Regions from separate parts of the Homo sapiens genome. Here regions 1 and 3 are each linked to region 2. The links are chromatin loops, found by intact Hi-C in ENCODE. Cell type or tissue: Caco-2. All regions are shown on one strand. Links, peaks and the distances in the headings refer to the core of each region. The heading gives the core; the rest is flanking DNA. Region 1 overlaps UBE2E2 (ubiquitin conjugating enzyme E2 E2). Region 2 has its middle 20 kb from the start of UBE2E2-DT. Region 3 overlaps UBE2E2 (ubiquitin conjugating enzyme E2 E2).

Region 1 (8,344 bases), core at 2,094-7,093, 250 kb after region 2:
TTGAGAAACTGCAGAATGTTCTAGAGATTCAGTGCTGACTTTACAACAATGGAGTGGGATGGGACAAGTGGTCTGTTGGGAGAATTTATCTATTTGGTATCTTCACTGGGAACTGGAAGTGGGTGAATAGAAATAAAAGGGTTTTGAGATGAGTGCTTGAGATACGACAAAGGAAGTTTTCACAGGCTTTGGTGTGAAAAACCACTTTGCTATTTTGAGCCTTTGTGACTCAAAGAAGATGGTACACTGAAGAAAGAAAAAGTCAGGAAGATGAATCTGTTTGCTAAGGATTTATTTTGTTTAATGTGATTGAGGTCCACTGGGGTCATGCTTAGTGAGCTGTTCAAAGATGCTTTCCTGAATGTTTCTGCAGCGGGAAAGCCACAGAAGTAGTAGGTTGTCTAAAACAATAGTTGCCACCAGCCAGCTTTCCAGTTTTTCAGGAAAATGCTATGAGTACAATATATTAATATGGATAGATTTAAATCATTAAAAAAACTTCTCTGATGCCTGTGAGCTGTGGTATATGTCAGCTGTTAATTTTCTTATCCTTTTCTTAGATAACATTTTATTTAATAGAGCTGTCTTATAAGTTGTAAAGTGAGGTTTATAGATTTACCATCACTTCTGACATCTTCAGATCTCCTCTTTAAAAGTACAAAATAGAACTTTGCAGTAAAAATAAAATAGTATAAACAGATTTTTTTTTAGCCTCTGAAAACCACTATATATTAGTTTGCATTAACCACTATACGTAGAAATATCTTCCTGTTCAAATGTAGTTATGTGATACTTTGTGAAAATAGGGCCTTAATATTTAGGGGTTAAAATTAATTCAAAATATTTTCAGTAAGAATGGGCCAACTTGGCCCACATACTGTAGTACAAGCTGATAAGTAGTCATTAGAAGATGATGATCTAAGACTACTAAATAAGCTCTCACAGACAGGTCATATGAAACCACGTTTATATCTAATGATTTAAGTGTAAAGCATGTAGGCAAACGCTACTAGTCATCACACTGTAATGTACAGCTTTCAGTACAGAAAATTTGGATAAATGTTCTGCAGCTATATCCAGAAATCAGTTTTTCATTAATTTCTCTTTCTATGTTTTGTCAGATACAGTAATTATATCACAAGCAGTCAAATTCTAAAATGGTATGTGTAGAGAAAAGAAGCAACAGAGTTCTTGCCATTCCTAATTCTGATTACCCTAATTTGGGATAAATATTTCCTTCTTAATTAATTGGTTAATGCATTAAGATTGTGAGCTGAAAGGTATCATAAGTGCAATTATTATTTGTATGAGGATTCTTCGTTCATAATTGGCAAAAAGTGAAACAAAAGGAATAACCAAAAATCATAACAAATAGCATCAGCATTTAAAAGCAAATTTCTAGAAATGATTACTATAGGACTTTAAACAAATTTTTTACATCAGTGATATGATTTTTAATATTTTTAATATTCAGAAGGCTTTTTATGTAAGTGCATATATCAACATTATCAGTTATACCTTCTTACTGATAAATTCCTGCTGTCAGTCTCTCCACAGCTCTACCATGTTCTTTTTCTCCTTACTTTCTCGTCTCAAGTTCATTAGTTGAGAAGGATGCTTACTATTACTCTGTCCAAATTTGGTAGTGGTTTTCTCAATTTTGGGCATTTCATGTTCAATTAAAATTTATTTAATTGAACTTTTGAAAGAACTTTCCCAGCCATATAGAGATGTATTTACATTATAGATTCATTTCCAGATAACAGTCACACAGAGACTTCTTTTCTGTTACTTTTTTCTTGCCTTTGATAATGACATTAATAATTTAATAATAAACTATTAACATATTAACAGATATAATAGATGTTAATATTAATATAATTTATGTGTGGTTCTATAAGAATAGACACTTCGATATCATGATAGAAAGATTCTTGATTATGATGCAACTTGAATATATTAAACACTAAACTTTCAGCTTATGATGCCATTAACAGAACTTTTAACTTATGATGCCTTTAATACTTTATTCCTGTGATAAGATGTGAATGGAAGGAAAAAATAAATATTACTTTTTGGTGGAAAAGTGTACCCAGTTGTTTATTCATACAGAAAATAATTATTGAATGTCAGTTTCTGTATGCCAGGCACTGTTTCAGGCACCTAGGATACTGTGGTGGACCAAAATCTTATACTCATATCTTTTCTCCCAAGTGAATTTTGCTATATCATTATTGTGCTCCTCTATAAAGAATTAGAATAACTTCATAATAATAAAAAATTATAAGTTGACTCCATTAAAAAAAAGCTGAAAAACAGCTGATTAAATCCTATTGTATGTAAAACTGAATTTTGTTTTATGCGTGCTTCTAGATAAATAGTGATAGAGTTCTTGAGTGTTTTAATGAAGTGTTTTAATGCAGGTGAATGCTTTGGACTGATGTCAACAGTGAATGTTAATGATTTTTGAGCATGGTTGGCACTATGAATTGGTTGTTTTTAATTTTTTGAAACTAAGTACATTGACGCAGATTTATATGATCTGATGATATCTTATTGGCTATGATTAACCAGAATATGTGATATTTAAACGTTGAAAATGCATTAAAGGATCAAGAAAACAGCTTGTCTTTATGACTTTTTTTTTTTAAGTTTTAAAAACACTGAGCCAAATTTTGGATTTAACATTCCCAAGCTATGGCCTAAGAGAAAGACAAATTTAACAGAATGAGAGTAAATGAAGGGCTGGCCCATCAGTGATCTCTTTTTATAAATTTACAACTTCCAAGAAAAGCTAACTAATAGAAGTATATCATGTCTTGCTTTTTCACAAGATGTAAAATACGGGAATACATGTAGACTAAGAATGGTAAATTTTTAAGTTACCTCGTTTGTAAGGGAAAAAAGATTCCCCTTTTTTCTCATTTACATTTAAAATAAATCCTCAATATTATATGGAACTATTTATAATATAGTGAAACCCATTTTATTTGAACATACAAATATAAAAATTTCTGGTAGTCTGCAGCTAATATGCACTGTCTGAAGCTAATAGGTTGTGCAGAATACTGCTGCTATTTGAGTAAAAGTTAATGCTTTTGAGACCAGCTAATACACTTAACTACACTGTATGAGCTGTGGGTGTTCCGCTTATTTTTATTACAGGCTTTATTACTGTGCAATTTTGTTGTACATTAACAATCATCCACTTTAAACTAGTGCTTAAATACTTATTGAATGTGGTAGCCAAAGAGCAAAAAAAAGATCTCAATGTAACATCCAATTGCTTACTAACATAACCTGGATTGTGATTTATCTCTAATTTTATGACAGTAATATTTCAGTATCAAACTAGAATTCTGAAGAGAATAAAGTTTGCATCCCCCAAATGACACAATTGTGCATTAGCTCTACTTAACTAGACAAAATTTAAAGGCAAAAAATTCTTGGTACGAAACAGATACTCCCAAAATGATCACCCTATGTGTGTCCAAAGGAGTTCTCACTATATTGTGTAAGTCTTCTTCCCTCCATTATTTAAATAGTTATAAATTTTCATTTTATTATGTGTATATTAGACTATATATTTTATAATTTTCCTCTCTGTAAATGTACAAATATGCAAACTTGTATAAATTAGGTAATTGCATAAAAATTGAAAGGCATAAAGATGTACTACTGAGTTCAGGAAACAGTTGGATTGGGGGTGTGTTTAATAAGTAGCACAATTAAGATGTGAGAAGGAAAAACTGAAGAAAAGGAAATTCTCTCAGTGTAATGCTTTATTAGCTCCAATTTTCCCCTTGTCTCTTATCTGAAGCAAGTGATTTTTTTCCATTTGCTTAAAAATAAAGCATTTGCGCACAGAATGTTAGCTCATTAAAAAGACCTTTATTGCCATAAATCGCTGCATCATTTGCATATCCAGATTCACAGAATCAAATTACAGTTCAACCAAGTATTTAGTATCTGGAAAGCAGTCTTGGTTTCATGTCTACTTATTTTCCCAAAACTCTTGTTAATTCTCCTTATAGTTGTTTTCTTAGTGGCTGAAATTAAGTGATGTCTAGTAAATAAGCCAGATTGCTTCTTAAATAAAATCTGGCCTGTTATTTATGTCCCCACCTATTGTTTCAAACTCTATAATTTGAACTTACACACTTGAAATCAATAGTAATAGTTATGGTGATAGGGACAGGTGATGGGATAAGGATTTTATTAGTAGAATCAGTCATGAGTCTAAAACTGCACTGCTAGATACAACACACAATAATAACTGCTAGAGATAATACTTAACCGTAACCTGCAGAGTAAATATTCTTAATCCTAGTTTACAGAATAAAAAGCTTGGAGATAAAAGTTAAGTTACTTGGTGTGAGGTCTGATTCACACAGCCAGTAAGTGGTGGTTTTGGTCACTTCCTCCTCACCCCTTTGACAAGGGAAGGATTCCTGCCATAGGGTTATGAGGATGGCTGAACACGTCAGTTGGGCTCAGCAGCAGTTAGTTACCTATGTTCACAGCTAAGGCAAAGAGGACCCTGTGCCTCAAGTGGGGTCACGTGGAGTTGCACTTGGGAACAGAGTAAACAACTAGGAGCTATGGGAGGCAGGCTTTGTAGTATCAAGAGGGTGGGGGTATCCCCTGGTTCCCATGGAAGGATGTGATTGGCTTGTTTGAATAATTCCTCAAGCTGACAAGAAACTGAAACCTACTATTCAAGGATAAGGAAGAACTGCATCTGGCCCCTTTGGTAAGGTGGATGGTTTCGCTAGGGGCCTTTATTCATGAGAGCAGAGTGGAGAGGGGAACGTATGGGTTACGTCGGTGGTCCCCAACCTTTTTGGCACCAAGGTCTGGTTTTGTGGAAGACAGTTATTCCACGGCAGGGGCGGGGCAGGCTGGTTTGGGGATGAAACTCTTCTGCCTCAGATCATCAAGCGTTAGTTAGATTCTCATAAGGAGCGCACAGTCTAGATACCTCGCACGCACAGTTCACAATAGGATCCCCACTGCTATGAGGATCTAATGCCACTGCTGATCTGACAGAGGTGGAACTCAGGCAACAATGCTTGCTCCCCAGCCGCTCACCTCCTGCTGTGCGGCCCAGTTCCTAACAGGCTACAGACTGTTAGCAGTCTGTGGCCCAGGGTTTGGGGATCCCTGGGTTAGATCATTCAAGGCCTTCCCGATTTTACCAGGTGTCAAAGCGGCACATGATATTGAACCTTAATTTTAGGTGTTATACCACAGTGGCTAAACTAGAGTTCTGATTGTGAACTTTCATGACTCCAGTGCCCAGGTTCATTCTGCTGTTCCATGATATTTTTCTTCTTGCCAGAATGACATGTTAACATTTCGTTAGTAATTGAGTACTTTGCTTTCACTGGGCATTTCTTAGTCCTGCGTTCTTCAGAATTCGTACACTGTAGCATCTGTTGTATTCTCATAGAAAACTGGAGCGCTCTCATTTAGAAGACATTTGAAGATTTGTTTTCCTTTAAAGGAAAATCTGAGTATAAGTTCTAATTATATCTTGATTTACAGAAGATTTTTTTTTTTTCCTATTCTCAAAGCTGCAGTGAGCTGCGATTGAGCCGCTACACTCCAACCTTGGTGACAGGGCAAGATGCTGTCCCAAAAAACAAAAACAAAAACTATACTCCCTCCCCAAAACAAAATCTTATTTTTCCATGTTCCATCTTATTTTTATTAGAACGTCTTAAGTTCCCCCTCTGCAGCCATGAAACTGGCATACCACAGGTCTGGAATGCCTCTCTGTCTCTCCATTTGTATCTCCGACATTAGACCATTTCAGCCACTCCTGCATGCAGTTACACCCACCTCATTTTTATCACAGTTAGGGAATGTTTCACAGAGTATTTTGCATAATACTATGAGCTGGGTGCTACAAGACATTTAAAAAATAATAGCTGGTTTCTGCCATTGACACTCTCACTGTGGAGAACAAGACATAAGAGTTGTGTAGTGTAAAGGTAAATCAGTACACATAGAACCCAGACTCCTAACCCAGGCCCACAGGCCATACGTGAGCTGGCCCCTGCCTGCTTCTGGAGGCTCATCTCTTGTTCTTTCTCCCTTTCACTTGACTCTGGCCACGTTGGCCTTCCTTCCACTTCCCACACACGCCAGGTTTTTCTCATCCCAGGGCCTTTCTCCTTGTAGTTTACTTGGCCTGAAAAACTCATCCTTACATGTCTGACTCTCTTTTTTCAGGTCTCATTGCAACTACTATTTATAGGGATAGTTCTTCCTTGACCATGCCACCTAAAACTGGCCCTTTTGACTTTTCCATGCATAGTAGGTCCCATGCCACCCACTTAATACCTGTGTAATTTTTCCAAGATGTTTAATTTCTCTGTGCCACAGTTTGCTAATCTGTAAATCCAGGAGTATTTTAATAGATTAGGTTTTTGTGACAGTTAAATGCATTAATATCATGTAAAGTGCTAATTATAAGAATCTCTGGCATATAGTGATTGCTCAGCAAATGCAATCAGTTTCTGACCTTCATCTTCATCATTAAGGGTAAAAGAAGTAGTGTAAAACGTAAGTACTATAGGAGCTCAGAAAGGAGAGGAATGCCGGAGGCCCTGAATCACCATGAACACTTTCCTTGTGACAGTAGAATCGAACCTCACTGCTTCTGTATAGTGTCTGGCATGTTTCCGTCAGACAGGCACTCCCTCCTCCTTTGGATTTCTACGTCCTTTTGGTTCTTTGTGTGATACTTGTATCGTAGATTGTGTATATGTTCTCACAGAAAAGGTCATCCTGCATCTCTGCATCCTCAGCATTGTGTGCCGCACACAGGACAGGTGGCCACTTATTTGATTAACATGAGAAAAACACAGAGATTCCATGAAATCAGCAAGTTTTAAACACCCTCAGTGTGGGCAGTAAATGCAGTATGAGCACAGTGACTACAAAGATCAGTTACTGGAAATGACCAAGTTGGAACAGTGAGGGGCAGACTATTGTATGGTCTTAAATTGGCTTTAGAGTCAGATTAATTCAGCAGATTTGAAGAGCATCATTTCATGCCAGTGTCTAAGCTCAGATTGTAGGATCACAAACATGAACCAGTACAGGTTTCTGTAAAGCATTTTAACTTGATTCAGGTGGGACTTCAGTGAGTAAAGCAAGAAAGGTGTTCCAGACAAGCTTCAGAAAGAGCAAAAGTAAAGGTGCAGAGTTGAGAAGGTTCAGGAATTCAGGTTCTCTAGAGAAAAGATTTCCTCATGCTGGAGCAAGAGGAAATAAGGCTGAAGTGAGGGGGTCCAAATTATGGAGGATTTAGGGTACCAGAACCAGAACATCAGCTTTATTCCATAGGAGCCTGTGGAAGGTTTGAGCAAAGGATTGGCAGAAATAGTACTCAAAATTAGATGATACATTTCTGTATTTTCTGTAGTGATAGAAGTTCCTTGAACTTAAATTTGAAAAGGTTTGAATTAAAAGGGACAGATGTTCTCAAGTTATATACTAGACATTTTCAGTAGTTGTACGGTTTTTGAGCTTTTATTAGTTGGTCCTAAGTAAGTTTTATAGCATTATGATAGGCAGTTGGTGACAGCTTAGTCATGTGTTCTTTCTTGAGTAATAATTAAAGTATTAATATTTTTCCTTTTCATTATATTTTATGCATCATGGTTTGATATATGCTTGAAATATTTACTAAATTAGATATTGCTGCATGTGGTCCATCCCACATATAAATGGAAAAGAGAAACTTAACATAGTTCATAAATTAAAATATTTGGTTTCAGCTGTATTCATATTGAAACCATAAAAGAATCAGAATTACTGTGGGTTTATGATTGTCAGGTTACCACCATCACTACAAATTTTCTGATAACAACATATTAGTATTCTGATAAGGTTTGTGGCTTCTTTGCAAGGATATTTGAATACTACTCAACACACTACATAATGGTTAACTATTGTTGTCTTTATTTTAAGGAAGGCATGAATATTGTTAGATTTGCCCCTAAGTAATTGAGTGATCATTTTTATATACAAGAAAATCAGAGTAGAATGCAAAATTTGGAACAGGAACTCAATAATACTTATAAATAAGTTGATTCAAAGAAATGTTTCAATTTCTTGACATTGAATTCATGATGTTTTGCTTTTAACATGTGATTTTTAAAAAATACTGTTATGTGTACAGGGGAAGGCTAACCTGAGACTTTCCCTTCATGCGTATTCTTCCTGTGCACTGCAAAAGGAAACTGTGTGACTGCTTTCCTTCCTGACTGGCCATCACATAGGGTTACTGGCAGATGCCAGGAATCCAAGGACTAAAGGAATAAAGGGTGTG
Region 2 (8,344 bases), core at 2,018-7,017:
TGGAGGTTGCAGTGAGAAAAAAAAGAAGGTGTTCAGACAACAACTAGAAATTTTCAATAGCTTAGCACCCAGTTCCTTAAGAGTGCTGCACAGATAGCCAAGAATACTTTTATTTTCCACCCAAAGGGTGGAGGTTGGTACTTTCAGTTACAAATAGTTCCGGATGCCCCTATCTTCCAAATCCACACTCCTAGAGATCATGGGCACATGGATTAATGTTTGAAATTCACCTGCAGAGTCAACTCCTTTTTTTTTTTTTTTTTTTTTTTTGAGGCAGAGTTTCACTCTTGGCGCAATCTTGGCTCACCACAACCTCTGTCTCCCAGGTTCAAGCGATTCTCCTGCCTCAGCCTCCCAAGTAGCTGGGATTACAGGCATGCACCACCACACCTGGCTAATTTTGTATTTTTAGTAGAGATGGGGTTTCCCCATGTTGGTCAGGTTGGTCTCGAACTCCCAATCTCTGGTGATCCACCTACCTCGGCCTCCCAAAGTGCTGGAATTACAGGTGTGAGCCACCACACCCGACTGAGTCAGCTCTTCTTGCCATGAAGTATCCATGAAGGCAACACACATGGGTGGGATTCAGGGGCCAAGCCAACAAGACATAAATCACTATGATTATCTGCCTTTTGAAACATAAGAAAGACATTGATTGGAGTCTAGGGATAAATTCATTCAAATCCTGCCTCTCCCACTTACTATGTGAATAGTGGCAAGTTACCTAATCTCTCTGTACCTTGGATTCATTATCTCTAAAATGGGGATAGCATTATCTCTTTGAGTTAATCTGAGAACTAAATAGGTTTAATATATATAAAATGCTTAAAACAGTGTTTTGCTCTTAGATTGCTAACCACTATTATATTTAGAGCCAGGGATGTCACCTGTGTGGTAACTTAAAATCAATAACAGGAGGGCTAGGTACATACAGACCACAAATTGTGGCTTTCAAAAAGACCCAGTGTCCTTATTTTAAGGACTCTGAGATCAAGACTAGAGTAGAAAATAGTTCTCCATTTCACATTACAGGAGTGGTTACATGAATTTTGTCAGGTGGAGTGGAGAGGGTCAGAGTATCCAGAAATTTTAGTAAAAAAAACGGTTCAAACCACTACCACTCTTCTAATTAATTCCATAGTTTATGGGAGTTCAAAGCCCCCCTTACCCCTCAATAATACTTTTGGCTACTTTATGTGACTACTTCAGATTCCAGCCTCTTGCTTTTGAGAGAGACCCCATATACCAAGTCATATTCACCTAGGCGAGAAGTGCAGCCTTTTCTTCAATTTACACTCACTTCTACAGAGATTCATGAACTTAATGGGCTTTGCCAGCAATTTGGGGGAAAGATGAAAAAGAGGTTTGACTTAAATCCGTGAAAACCACCTCTTGTGTTCATGTAGATGCAGCCATCCTTGAACTATCATTCGACTCAGAGCTGTCCGATAGAACTCTATGATGATGGAGATGTTCTGCACTGCTTAGTACAGTTGCCACTAGCCACATGTGGCTTTTGAGCACTTTAAATGTGGCCAATGTGACTGAGAAATTAAATGTTAACTTTATTTAATTTTAACATATTTAAATCTAAATAGCCATTCATGGCTCGTGGCTACCTTATTTATAGCACAGCTCTAGTCCCTTCCCTGTAGCCTCATGGGCTTTTTACCCCATAGAGACCCAGTTCTCTCCATCTTTCTCACTCTAATCATCTTTTCAGATGTTCCCTTTTTTTATGCCAGGCAGTTTATCCTTCTACAAGCATGCCTTTAGCACCTGATGACAGCCACGTCTTTGGATCTCTACTTACCATGTGATTCTTAGGCATTACTTAAATTATTTGTGCCTCAGACTCATTGCCTCTTAACTGGGTATAATAGTAACTCTCAATAAGTTAATCTGAGAATTAAATAAGTTAATACATGTAAAGTAGAATACATAACCCAATGGGCTTAGCACAGGCCATGCCAAAGAAAGACATTTTTGTACCTAGAGGGAATTTTAATGAAAGATGTTAACAAATAAAATTTTCACCTTGTTGATAATACTTTTAGGCTGCACTGTCCAATGCAGTAGCCACTGGCCACATGCGGATATTTAAATTTAAATTTTAATTAAAGTTTGTTCCTCAGTGGCACTAGTCTCATTTCAAGTGCTCAATAGCCGCATGTGTCTAGTGACAATTATATTGCACATGGTAGTCATAGGAAAGTTCTACTGGGCCGTGGCAGAATATTACTACTATCTTCTTGAACTCAAGTACAAAGAATTGCCACAGTAGGCCAAAAAACAATTAGATTAGGGAATACCAATCAACAGCAGGTTTGGCCCCTTATCAATCTCACTTTCTCATTCTGCATTCTATATCCTTACCTTCCACTTTTCCCTTTTACTACTTCCTCCCCCATCTTCACAATACTAATGAAATGTATTAATAAATACCAATAAAATATTACAGACTTAATTTTAAATGATATAAAGAATATTTTCCTTGGAAGTTATTTTCTTCTAAGGCTTCATAGCAGAGGAGATTATGTCTTTCTTTTTATTAATACTACATCATATCTGGCAAAACAGGCATAATCCTATTCACTTTCTGCAGCCATAGAACAGCTAGGAACAAAAGATAACTTAATGAAGGTTTTTAATTGACTCCTATTTGCTCATAGGTTGATAGAGCTTGATGTGAGTTAGTGAAGGGAAGATAGTTCAGATCCACTGTGTGTGTGTTCACATCTATGTGTATTTTTTTTATCATTAACTGTGGTCAACAGGAACTCGTCTGGGTAGTTAACGAAAGTTCTCTGATTGAGATGCTATTCTTTTGGGCATTTGCTCCAAAGAAAAATGTTATCATTAGTATATGATGGAAACTTTCTTCCAATGCCTAGAAGCTTATCCTGAGAGCACACAGCATTACTGTGGATATTTATCTGAGTATTGGCTGCCAGAATGCTCTTTTTTTTTTCTTTTTTGAGACTGAGTCTTGCTCTTTTGCCCAGGCTGGAGTACAATGGCACAATCTCAGCTCTCTGCAACCTCCGTCTCCCGGGTTCAAGTGATTCCCCTGCCTCAGCCTCCCGAGTAGCTGGGACTACAGGCACCTGCCACTATGCCTGGCTAATTTTTAGTAAAGACGAGGTTTCACTATTTGGTAAGGTCAGTCTTGGACTTCTGACCTCAAGTGATCTGCCCACCTCAGCCTCCCAAAGTGCTGGGATTACAGGTGTGAGCCACCGCACCTGGCCCAGAATACTCTTGTTTCAATCTTAGTGAGAGCACAAATAAAGAGAAGTGTGCTTGGTAGAGAAAAGGTTAAAATGGTCCTTCATTCTGAAGAGTGTTTAGTTAGTGCTTATTTTCTATAGGGGAAAATAAAAACAAGTAAGTACAATATTTTAAAATACTGTTAAAATAAAGATAATAAAGATTTACCCAGCCGGGCATGGTGGCTTACGCCTGTAATCCCAGCACTTTGGGAGGCTGAAGCAGGCGGATTGCCTGAGGTGGGGAGTTCAAGATCAACCTGACCAACATGTAGAAACCCCATCTCTACTAAAAATACAAAATTAGCCAGAGGTGGTGGTACATGCCTGTAATCCCAGCTACTTGGGAGGCTGAGGCAGGAGAATCGCTTGAACCTGGGAGGCAGAGGTTGTGGTGAGCTGAGATGGCACCATTGCACTGCAGCCTGGGCAACAAGAGCGAAACTCTGTCACACACACACACACACACACACACACACACACACACAAAATTTACCCAACACTTTTTCAAAATACATAATTTTCACTTCAAGTAGGTTTCTGAAATGCAGCAGTTTAAGAATCCATGCATAAATAAAATAAAAATAACTCACTATCTTTGAAAATATAATTTAGCCATGTATTTTGGGTGATTTATGTGCAAATGGAAAGGGGGAGTGGTCTAGATTCAAACTCAGGTGGTTTGAGTCAGACTCTGTCAATCCTTATAAGCTGTGTGACCTTGGGCAAGCCACTTCACTTCTTTGAGCCTTTGTTTCCTAGAACTCAGAGTTTAGGTTTCTGGGTTCTCTCTTCAGGTTGGAGAATATTATAGATCTGTTTCCCCAGAAAAGAGACTCTAAGAAATTTCCTAACACGAGTTTTATGGAAGAGTGCCTCTGAGAACAACATATGTGGGGGTGTTAAAAAAAAAAAAGGCAAAATTGGGCAGAGAGAAAAAATGGGTTGCAATGAATTGCAACAGAGTTCTCAGCTGATACTACAGGGAGCTCTTGAGTTAGGATAGCTCTTCAAAGCCATTCTAAATAAAAACACAGAGGCCTGGACCTGAACTCCCACATTGGCCAGCCATGCCATAAGGGCTGTCCTTTGGCTAATGGCAATTGATACAAAAGAGTGTGAGTTGCCAGGGCTCCCAGCAGCTGGGAGAATGAGTGCCTAGATTCTGAATGAGTGATCTGAGCAGCATATGCTATAAAGAGGAAAGCCATCTCGTTTCCTGCTCTGGAAGCGATATTCATTTTATTCAGATGTGTGGTCTAACTTCCACAACCCAGCAAGACAATTGTGAGGGTCCACAGTGAACCACCTGTTTTAGGAGGGGTTCCTAGACATAGACCCTGAGATGAGGATTCATACTAAAGCAATTTATTAGGAAATGTCCCAAAACAAACCAACAGGGGAAGTGAGATCAGGAAAGGAAGAAGGCCAAGCAAGCAAAAAGCAAAGTCCTACAGAAGGTAACATAGGCTCAGTTCTACAGGAGACCTTTGGAGAGGGCATGTGTACTTCCTCAGAGTTGTCCCCACCAGGGAGCAAGGTATTCTGCCCATTTATTACCCCCTACCCTACTCTGCACTCATCAGTCATTGGTTAGGGACTGCCTCTGAGAAAACTTAACTTTCCAGGCACTTTCAACTCCCCAAGTGTAGACAAATTAGATTCCAACCGCTTGGGGGCAACCCTTCAACAAAGACACAGATGCTACCTTTCCTGGGAGTGAAACCATACAGGGAACCCATGTGCCTTAAAGTGGTAAAGGGACTGGGAAGGCTATGGATGGAGAATTCAAAACACGGAGTAGAGGTTCATCAGTTTTTAATAAACCCACGTGTCTTATTGCCCAGGTGGGCACTGAGCCCAATTATTCCAGTTCTCTGTCCTGTCTATGCTCAACTTGAGAAGAAAGAAATCGAATGTACTAATCCTTCTTTTTTTTCTTTAGCATGATAACACATTCTCCTGTAAGTAAATGCATACCAAAAAACACACACACATTTATACTTCTCTCGAGGACAAGGAATAATTTTTCGGTCAGGGCAATCCTAATCTAGATTAACAAAATACAACATCATCATAACTAGAACTAATCGTGGATTCACCCAACATTTTTCAAAATACATAAACTTCAAGTAAGTTTTTGAAACACAGCACTTTTTAAATCAATGCATGAAGTTGTTATTAGAGAATATATCTTAAATCACATGTGCCTATTTGCAGAATGCTAGGGAAGTTTCCTTTTAGTGCATCCTGGAAGAGTGTATTAGTGATCTCCTCAATGCAATAACTTTCTGAATTGCTTTTGAAAGTGATTTGAAAGAGCTTTTAACAATGTTCTTCAATACAAGTATTTGTGAGGTCATACCCCCACTAAAAATTACAATATCTGTGTTAAATTTCCTTACCTCCTTTAAAAATTAGTGATTTCATTAGATGACATCTATCAGCATTGAAGACTCATATTAAGGAGGTTCATTTCAACTAATATCTCATTCCCAAATAGTACTTCACTGTTCAAAATTAAAAACTCAAGAGAGAACCCCGTAATAAGACAAAGACTGTAAGGACTTAGTTATTTGGCAACTCCCTCTTTTATGGAGAACAATTTTGGGGAACAACACCTGCTTTACAATGACAAACAAAATGAAAGGAAGCCAACATTAACCACACTTAAGTGACGGTGTTTATTTGCAGGTGGGAAAGGAAGGCTATGAGGTGGGTGCGCAAGCTTTATTAGATTGCTGTAAATAGACTTTCTTTTGCCACCTTAGGGTCTCCTATCAAATCTAATACCAAATGCATCTCTATACAAAGGCTAAGAAAAGGGCTTTATTCTCTTTCACTAAATGACGATTTTGAAGGAATGACTTAGGTATGTTACTAAGCAGTGACTTTGATATCATACCTAAATTTTTACAATCTACATTGTAAGGTATATAGGATTATCTGTAATTTGGGGAGAATCAGATTTTTTGTTCAATTGCCTTAATTTCTATTGTAATATTGGCTTTGTCTCTAAATATCTTATGATTAGGTTTATAAATGACTATGAAGCTCACAAAAACGTCTAGTAACTAAAAAATTGCAGTGGGCTCCAACAATTTGGTCCCTTTATAATTCAAATTTTTTATCTGCTAAAAGAAGAGACACAATATCTTATCACCTATGTTTTATCTGATTTTGATTAGGAATTTGAGCTACGTTTCCTATTCTGTTGAAGACACACCGAAACCAGACAAAGGATCTTAAGGTAAAGAACAGGAAACAGGTATCGATTTCCTTTATCCACCCCAATCCCTTTGTATCTCTTTGTATTATACTATGATGGATTAGGTGGACAGGCCAGCAAATGTTTCACATTTGCTACTGATTTGATGGGCTTTGGAAAAGAGAATTTGAGGCATACACTAGTAAAGAGAAGAATCCTTAAAACCAGGTCTGGGTCTGGGTGATAAGTTGCAAGCCACTACATCAGAAGACCCCAAACCTCCTACCTAATACCTTATTTAGGTCTCTTAGCTCTCTCTTACTAAACACACACACACACACACACACACACACACACACACACACACACCACACAAATATCTTACTGAAATAAATACTGATGTTTTTCTTAATCTAAGATTTCTTTTGGTCACTTCTGTATTTCTTTTCTTGGTGTGAATATGGTCATCAAAATTATGCTTTCTCTTTCTCACCTGTGATCTAGGACAGTATTTCTCTGGATGTAGTCCATGGAGACAGAGTGTACAAACCATGGAGGATAAAATGCAGATCCTAAACCCACTGAATCAGAGTCTAAGGAAGGGAGTCCACGAGTCTGCATTTCAACACAAGAGTCTTGTGCAAATTTAAGTTTCAAAATCACTGCTATAGGTCGTTATATAAAATTTACATGCTAAATTAAATAAACTAAGGTACAGCCCTTCTAAGAGCTATTTGACACCCATAAATAAAAAAATAAAAAAATAAAATAAAAAAAAAAGAGGCTGGGGGTAGTGGCTCACACCTGTAATCCCAGCACTATGGGAGGCCAAGGTGGGAAGATCACCTGAGGTCAGGAGTTCAAGACCAGCCTGGCCAATGTGGTGAAACCCCGTCTCTACTAAAAATACAAAAATTAGCCAGGTGTGGTGGCGGGCACCTGTAATCCCAGCTACTCAGGAGGCTGAGTCCGGAGAATTGCTTGAACCGGGGAGGCAGAGGTTGCAATGAGCCGAAATCATGCCAATGCACTCCAGCCTGTACCACAGAACGAGACTCCATCCCTGACCCCCCACCCCCCAAAAAAGAAAAAAACAAGATTAAGCCATGGAGGTACATCAGCTTCCCTGGCTTCAGGACCAGCCCAGCCTGTCCTTTCTACTCCTTTAAGGGCTTTCCCGTTCTTCTCTTTCTCAGCAGTAAATTGGTTACAGCATAATTAAGCAATCTCTGTCTGAATGTTGCTGGCCCCTCATCCTATCCCACTGCATATTTTTATTTTCTCCTGACATTCTTTCTCACTCCTTTTAGAAGAGTTAAGTCCAACAAATTGAAAAACTAAAGACAAAGTAATTACAGTGGAAATGTAACAATAGAATGGACTGCTCTCAGCCAGATGCCATCGGGGCAACTGTATACCAGGCAGCCTGTCTTCACCATCCTCCATTCCCACCTCCCTCTGTCTCACCCATTCTTCAGCACCTGTTCCCCTCCTTCCAGCCATCTAGTCACCCAAAGGATGTCCCCAGAATGTGAGGTCACCCAAAGTTCCTTCTGGAGCAATGCATCTCAGGAACCACACCTTTTGTTTTTTTCTTTCTTCCCATACAAACATTTCTGTTCTGCCTTTTGGGTGAACAAAACAAATGACAAATAACAACAAACAAAAGCAAACAAAAAAATCACCAGGAAAATCTTCTTTTTTGTATCTCTCATGCATATAGTTTTTCTTGTTTTGTTTTGTCTTGTTTGTTTGTAGAAACTGAGTCGCACTATGTTGCCCAGGCTGGTCTCGAACTCCTGGCCTCAAGTGATCCTTTCACCTTGGTCTCCCAAAGTATTGGGATTACAGGCATGAGCCACTGCAC
Region 3 (8,344 bases), core at 2,081-7,080, 370 kb after region 2:
ACCCTTTACGGGTGTCGGGCTGGGGGAGGGTCAGGTCTTTCCCTTCCCACGAGGCCATATTTCAGACTGTCACATGGAGAGAAACCTTGGACAATACCTGGCTTTCCTAGGCAGAGGTCCCTGTGGCCTTCCGCAGTGTTTGTGTCCCTGGGTACTTGAGATTAGGGAGTGGTGATGACTCTTAAGGAGCATGCTGCCTTCAAGCATCTGTTTAACAAAGCACATCTTGCACAACACTTAATCCATTTAACCCTGAGTTTGACACAGCACATGTTTCAGAGAGCATGGGGTTGGGGGTAAGATCATAGATTAACAGAATCTCAAGGCAGAAGAATTTTTTAGTACAGAACAAAATGGAGTCTCCTATGTCTACTTCTTTCTACACAGACACAGTAACAATCTGATCTTTCTTTTCCCCACAAGATCTACCATTCAATCCAACAATCCTACTACTGGGTATCTACCCAAAGGAAAATAAGTCATTTATATCAAAAAGACACCTGCACATATATGTTTATCACAGCGCAATTGACAATCGCAAAGATATGGAACCAATCTAAGTGCCCGTCAACCGATGAGTGGTTAAAGAAAATGTGATATGTATACACCATGGAATACTACTCAGCCATAAAAAAGAAGGAAATAACATCTACGGCAACTTGGATAGAGCTGGAAGCCTTTATTCTAAGTGAAGTAACTCAGGAATTGAAAACCAAATACCTTAAGTTCTCACTTATAAAGCTAAGCTATGGGCACACAAAGGCATACAAAGTGATATGGATAATTGGAGACTCAGAAGAGAGGAGGTGGGGCAGTTGGTGAGGGATAAAAAACTATATATTGGGTAAAGTGTGCACTACTCACGTGTAGGTATACTAAAATCTCAGACTTTACCACTATACAGTTTATCCATGTAACCAGAAACCACTTGTATCCCTAACACTATTGAAATAAAATTAATTAAACATTTTTAAAAATTTTTCAAAGAACTTGATCTGATTGAAAAGTCACTGTATCTTATGAAAATTCTCTTCAGTTTATGTTTAGAAGACTTCATTTTGGAGTTACCCTTAAAAATTACCAGTGACCTATTTTTGTTGTCATTGTTCTTGTTGTTTAGAGAAACAAATATTTCACTTAAACAAACATCATTCTTTACTCACATGTCTTTTACTCAGAACTATTTGCCCAAGAAATGATTCAGAGTTTCTTTGTTTCCCTTACTTGAGGAATTTCTGAAGTCAAGAACATTTAGATTTTTTTTTTTTTTTTTTTTTTTTTTTTTGGATTCGGAGTTTTACTCTTGTTGCCCAGGCTGGAGTGCAATGGTGCGATCTCAGCTCACCACAACCCCCACCTCCCAGGTTCAAACAATTCTCTTGCCTCAGCCTCCCGAGTAGCTGAAATTACAGGCATGCACCACCACGCCTGGCTAATTTTGTATTTTTAGTAGAGGTGGGGTTTCTCCATGTTGGTCAGGCTGGTCTCAAACTCCCAACCTCAGGTGATCCGCCCACCTCAGCCTCCCAAATTGCTGGGATTACAGGCATGAGCCACCGCGCCCGGCAAGAACATTTAGATTTTAATTAATTTTTAAAAATTATCTTTTAATGAAGATAATGAAAAGATAAAGATTATAGTGGTGAAAACAGATGATTAATTCTCTCCACTCTAGAGTAAAAATAACTTTTCTCTAATGACAGGGAGAGAATTATGTATTAGTATATATGCCAGTTATACATGCTTTTTTCCCATAGTTTTATCCGTGCTTTTTTGATGACTTGGATTATTCTGTTTCTGTTAGAGTTATTTTATTGAGCATACATATTTTATTGCAAATTGACTCTTGTTTGGCAAAGTGAGGTGTATAAATAAGAAATTAAGTTTTTTTGCTTATGGTAGGATCAAGGAGCACATTTTGTAACTACCCTGCTCACTATTTGGGTTTATTTACAGCTTCTCTCAAGAGAGGAATAACTGTGTCAGGCTTTGCTAAGCAATCTCGTTCCAACAATAAGACATTTTTTTCTGTGTCTGTTGTCCAGCTGTTTAGTAGGTTCTTGGTCTCCACACTAACAGAAAGGTTTCAGGTGTTACTCCCAGGCAGGGATTTACCACAGGTGTGTGTCTTTTCCACCATTTAAAATACCCAGAAATGATGAGATTATTAAGTAGCTGACTATGGTCTGTATACTTCTCTTAGTTCTTCACCAGTTGCTGCTTTTGAAATTCTTAAGTGCTATTTCTTTATTGGTTCATTTGTTTTGCTATTTAGATTTATTTCCCCATTCAGTCTACATTTATAATGTGGTGGTCTGTTAATACAGTAAGCTTGTTATTGGTAAATGGAGTCATTCTAGTGAAATTTATTGTCAGAAACACCTGTACCTGATTTATAACTAATGCAGCATGGATTTTACTTTATGCAAATTAAACAAATGTGTTTTAAAATTTGATAACAGCATAAAACACCCTCGAGGATGTTGATTGCTCACCCTAACTCAGAAGGCTCTCAAAGCTGATACTTCTCTTCCTAAATAGGAGACATTCTTTTCTCAGTAGAGATCCCCATGTGGCTGTCACATTCTTTTTTCAGGTCATCTTTCAGAATGTACTACCTTCTGAGACCTCTGATACTACCCACCCAGCCCTAAGGAGGTCCCAGTGAGGTGATCACATTGACTTTTAAAAAACTTTTATGCCCAGAGGATTTGTTAAGGAAGCTATTCCCATACTTTGAAGTAGCTGATGTCCTCAGGGACCTGGTGTGAATACCGGAGGGAAGACTGGAGGGAAGAGTGATACTCTTAAGGTTAGCATTAGACTCTCTCCTCTGCCTGCCTGCAGAGAAATAGCCAAATCAGTGTGAACTACTGGCTTTTATATACATATGTTCTCACATCAGCTTACTCATGACTGCCTTCTAAAGACTGCCTCTTTCAGGAATCCTAATAGAAAAAGCAACTAAGAGAAAGAAAATGAATCACGTCAGAGGTTACAGAAATTATAACCTACACCATCTTTCACAACTAGAACATCATATAAAGCTGTTTCATTATTTTTCTTACTCCTTTTACACATTTTTCTTACTCCTCTTTGTCTTGTTCCTATCAGCCCAGGGACTCTGTTGCATTTTGCTTTACTTTCTGGTGTTTGTAATATAAAAACAATTTATCTATTGTACATGTTTTCCATTTCCAGTACATACACATGCACAAACCCCACCTTCACCTCAGGCTTTGATTTGACTCCACCTTCAAGCTGGAAGCCTAACCCTCTATGGGAGTCACTAAGATGGAGCCAATGGCAAACTGAAGTGGACCAGCACTTACTTACTTCTTTAAGACAGAACTTTGCGGTGTATTCTTGGTTGTTCCTTCTCTCTAATCCCTTTTCCCGTTAGCTGGTCTCTTCTCTCTGCATTTCCAGCCTCCTGATTTTTCTGCTGCTGTTTCTCTTCTCTTTTCTTATCCTTATGGTTCACGTGCTGCTCTCCTCCTTAACTTCATTTAACCTTGCTTGCACTCAGTAAAATATTTAAAAACAAACAGAAGGACTTCCAAGCCATATTTTTTATTTTTTAAGAGTAGCTTTATTTATTATTATCTCTATAACCATATGACTCAGCCTGTACTGTCTGTTAGACCAATATATAATCTTGGAATATCCCTTTTCACTTCATGTGCCAAGTTGGTGGCTCCTGTTCTTCTGGTATGCCAGGGCAAGAATGGCCCCATCAGCTCTCAAAAGAGGTACATAGTAGCAACTCTGAAAATGTGGCTGAACACTGTGAGTAATGTTGTAGTTCTTGCCAGTCTCAGCCAGTACCTACCTTCTTAATAAATGGCCTCTTTCCCCAGCTAAACTGTTTCTTTTTTTAACCTACTTTGGAAAATATATTAAAGTCCTATACTTTGTAAGCAGCACTGCCAAAGCAGTATCATGCACATAGCATAATAATCTCATTTTGATGTTCTAAAGTTCTTTCTTTGTCCTTTGTAATGGATGGCAAGGTTTTAAATGAAAACACTGGAGTTGCTCCATAGCATGAGATGGTTTTTTATTGTTTTGCTCTAAGCTGTTGCCCTGATCTCTACTACATTTATGCCTGATTTCTCTAAGTCATAGTGACATGCCCTTGCATGCATCTTTTCAGCAAACCTTATGATGCCTATTGCTAGACTTATCAGTGTCAGGTCATGAGAACAATGCAAGGTTATACCTTGCCATGTTAAAGAAAATTAAGTCAAAGGACCTAAGTTATACTGAGTTTTGAAGCTGTCAAGAAAGCCAGAGCCTTGGCCCAGCTCTCTCACTAACTAGCTAGTGACCTTGGATAAATCGGTGCCCTCATTTGTGAATTAAAGATTGTACTTCTGACCCTATCTTGCAGCATTATTGTGAGGAAAAAATGGTATGTGTGGACCTCTGTAAACACTTTGAAGGCTATGAGTATCATTACGTGGAATGTTATTGAACTGAAAGTCCATATTAGCTGTGTTAGGTGTGATGACCTCGCCTTTGAGATGTCTAAAAAAGGAATTTCAACCGGGCGCGGTGGCTCACACCTGTAATCCCGGCACTTTGGAAGGCTGAGGTGGGTGGATCACCTGAGGTCAGGAGTTTGAGACCAGCCTGGCCAACATGGTGAAACCCTGTGTCTTCTAAAAATACACTAATTAGCTGAGCGTGGTGGGAGGTACTGGTAATCCCAGCTACTCAGGAGGCTAAGGCAGGAGAATCGCTTAAACCTAGGAGGCGCAGGCTGTAGTAAGACGAGATCGCACCATTGCACTCCAGCCTGGGTAACAGAGAGAGACTCCATCTCAAAAAAAAAAAAAAAGCAATTTCATTCTCAGCATAAAATCTTTAGATAACTCCTTTATAGTTTGTTAAGTTTGGAGTTTCAAATGTGGTGGAATTTACTTTCTATAAAAAAACTAGTAGGAAGAATGAATTATAACTCAAACTTGATTTAATGATTTTAATTTGCTTTAGGCTCCTATTTTTATAATCTAGATAACTATTGAGGATTATCTTCTGTCATCTATAAAATGAATTATGAGTCTGCCTCTTTATTCCCAGCACCTATAATGTACAAACTGTATTCCCCTATGCAACCCCATGTGGCCAAAGGGCTCCCCGTGAAATTGCCTTATTTCAAGCCCAAGCCTCTTTTAACCTTGACTGCTATCCCCACTGTTCCTTTGCTTTTACTCTGTATAAATCTCAGGCATAAGAGACAACTTAAAATATGTCAGGATATTATATTAGATAACAAAACTCCTAGAGGTCAAAGACTATGTTGTCCAGAGAGTTTTGTTATCGCAAACTCCTGGAGGTCAGAGACTATGTCTAGTTAAGATGGGAGTGAAACTCAACTTTTTCACTTCTGCTTCTGGCCATGAAGAATAACAGGAGCCAGATTTACACTCCTACCTTAGACTACCTTTCTAGTTAGAAAACTAGACATTCCCTGAGAGGAGAAACAGATGAAGTAAGCCCTACAATTGTCCCCAGCTTACTGCCTAGAAGCAGTTTCCAGGATACTGTACAAGGAGAAAGAAACCAAAGAGAGAGGCCAGCAGTGTCACTGAGTTGAGGAGACAGAGATAGGAGTTTGGGAAGATCAAGATGGCTAGCATTTGTGGGGCAGAAACCCAGAGAAGAGGGATTGTACAGAGAGAATGCCCTAGAAATCTGAAGAGAGATCCCCTTGAGCCTTTGGTTAAGTTTGCATATAATCATCAAAAGATCCTGCCTTATTAGTAGGGATGAATTACTCTAAAGACTACATTGCATCTGCTCTAACAGTTTAAAAGCAAGTTTTGAAAGTATCATACTGTTCCTAAATAACTTAACTCCCTGTTAGAGTAAAATGCAACATTCTTTGGAATAAGGTACAACATTCTTTATGGAAATACAACAAATTCCAACACTCAACAACATAAAAATTGCAGTGTTCAACATTCCATAAAATATTACCACGGACTTAAAAGGCAAGAAAAGAGAATTCATAACCAGTTGAAAAATAAATAAAAATGGAAAAGACTAAAACATTTTTGTTTATAAAAGGGCAACCTTTTAAGTTAATTACTAAAGCATTATAACTTTGGTAAGTATTCTCAAATTGATTTAGTTCTTAACTTCATGAAATGTGAATGCTTTAAGAATTGACCAGCATGTCTTTTGCTTAGTTAAAACCAGAATATTAAACTGAAGAGAAACTTATGTTGGCTCTATATTAGTAGAAACATGCAAACAGCTATACTATTCAAACTTGCTAGTAACTTGGGGCTACTATCATTACTGTTACTGTAGGACTTACATGGCTGGCCATTTACAATCTAAAGAAATGTGAGTGGGAAGTAAGAGAATCACAGAAACAATATGTTGCCTCATTGGATCTTTGAGAAGGTGTGGTTAGAAAGAATGGGGGCAGCTGGAAGAGGATTATCCTGGAGTAGAGGACAAAGAAATGTGGGGATGAGAGAGTAAAAAGGATGACTGACTAGAGGGCCTTGCATGGTGGGAGATGACGATAGGGATGTAAAGCATGGTTTGCTGTAGCTGGTCCCAGGCTCGGCTAGGGCCTCGTATAAGGGTGTGTGCTACGGACTGAACTGTGTTCTCCCCAAAATTAATATGTTGAAGCCCTAACTCCTAATGTGACTATATTTGGAGATAGGGCTTATAAAGAGGTAATCAAAGTTAAACTAGGTCATAAGGGTGGAACCCTGATCCAATGGGATTCATGTCCCTTTAAGGAGAGACACCAGAGAACTCTGTCTTTCTGCCTTGTGAGGACACATCCAGAAGGCAGCCATCTATAAGCCCCCAAGAGTCCTCGTCAGAAACCACATCAGCCAGCACCATGATCTTTGAGTTCCCAGCCTCCAGAACTGAGAGAAATAAATTTCTGCTTTTTAAGCCACCCAGTCTATGGTTTGTTGTATGGCCACCCGGGCAGACTAATACAGGTGTATTAAAGTTTTAGTCAGCAGCCAGGCTTGGTGGCACCCCCCTGTAGTCCTAGCTACTCGGAGGCCAAGGTAGAAAGATCACTGGAGCCCAGGGGTTCGAGGTTGCACTGGGCCAAGATCAGGACACTGCACTCCAGCCTAAGCAACAGAGAGAGACCCCTTCTCTAAAAAATAAAGTTTCAGTCAGAATGTCAATAAAAATATTCTGCATCATGTACCAATTCCCAGGGGACTGAGGGTGTTGAGTAGATCTGGATTTCATGATAAGCGCCTGTTTAACTAAACTAATGGGTTGCTTTTCATCTAGGCACAAGGTAAAGAAAGCATAAACAAGGACAGTCACCAAGGAGAGGTTTTGGGTTTTAACATTTCTACAGTTCCAAGAAATAAATAGGAGTTAGCACAAAAGGAGGTGTACGTTTGTTTCTGCATTCCCACTCTACAGTTGATTGTCTTTGTACAATCAGCTTCTTTACAAATTGTACTTTGGAACTTTTAAGAATGTAAGGTTTTGTGGCATTTCTGTTAGCTGACCTCAGTTCTCCATCAGTTGTTGCCACATGAATGCAAGTACATTCTGAAATGCTATTCAACTACCATTCAAGGCTTTGAACAGGCAGCTATTGCCATAACTCATTCAGAAAAACACCTCAAGATTAACTAAAATTGTCTTTATTCCATGCTGTTTTCAATCCAGTCTAAAAACTACCAACATGTGTATAGCAAAATTAATTTTGCAAAATGTACGAATAGTATTTTCTATGTAAATTTTTTTATGTTAAGAAAAAAGTATTTTACTTTCTAAGTTTTGATAAACCCTTTCTTATTGATTTTTAATCTCCTTGATTATATCCACCCTGGAGTTTTATGGATAAAAGTTGAAGATGATTGTAGGAGAAAAATGAGAGAGAAATAGAAATTTTCTCTTTTGTGTTAATGGTAAAGTTAGCCTACTTACCTAAAGATAAAATTAATAAATTACTTGACAGATTTTCATTGTTAATATAGCCCAAAATGCTCTATATTTCCCTTTTATAGTATGATAGAAACCTTTGGTCACACTTTAATAAAACAAAATGCTATATTAAGAATCATTGATATTACATTATAAACTTTATGACCTCTAAAAAAAAAAATAATTTCAAAGAAGCATAACTTGTGAGCATGTGGTAAAGCGGCATCCCACTGAAGATCAGTGTTACTGCTTTTAATCTCTTTTAAGTTAATACTTCAGTATACTGGTAGCTATAACTATAGGGCCTTTGTTTTGGTCGATGATATTTAACCTACCATTTATGTTAATAAACTGACATTGCTCTTAAAGTAGGTTGTACATTAACCACCCAAAATTGGACATCTGT

What was found. Peaks named below come from ENCODE experiments on the same cell type or tissue, not always from the same donor. Only the 100,000 strongest peaks of a DNase experiment are listed, where the experiment ranks them.
Region 1: a loop joins it to region 2, with 2.3 times the contacts of the local background. A loop is called at or near these places in 1 of 110 quality-filtered maps.
Region 3: a loop joins it to region 2, with 2.3 times the contacts of the local background. A loop is called at or near these places in 1 of 110 quality-filtered maps.

Annotation. Positions count from the first base shown.
Region 1 is chr3:23,431,014-23,439,357 of GRCh38, forward strand. All of the region lies in intron 3 of UBE2E2 (ubiquitin conjugating enzyme E2 E2), which reads left to right. Among named protein-coding and RNA genes, the nearest start is that of UBE2E2, 230 kb to the left of the region's middle. In Caco-2, for the core only: no CTCF peak of the experiment used is centred there; a DNase peak (open chromatin) is centred at 4,528.
Region 2 is chr3:23,178,968-23,187,311 of GRCh38, forward strand. No RefSeq gene overlaps it. Among named protein-coding and RNA genes, the nearest start is that of UBE2E2-DT, 20 kb to the right of the region's middle. In Caco-2, for the core only: a CTCF peak has its summit at 4,946; a DNase peak (open chromatin) is centred at 4,954.
Region 3 is chr3:23,545,205-23,553,548 of GRCh38, forward strand. The region is part of intron 5 of UBE2E2 (ubiquitin conjugating enzyme E2 E2); the gene reads left to right. Among named protein-coding and RNA genes, the nearest start is that of UBE2E1, 260 kb to the right of the region's middle. In Caco-2, for the core only: no CTCF peak of the experiment used is centred there; a DNase peak (open chromatin) is centred at 4,557.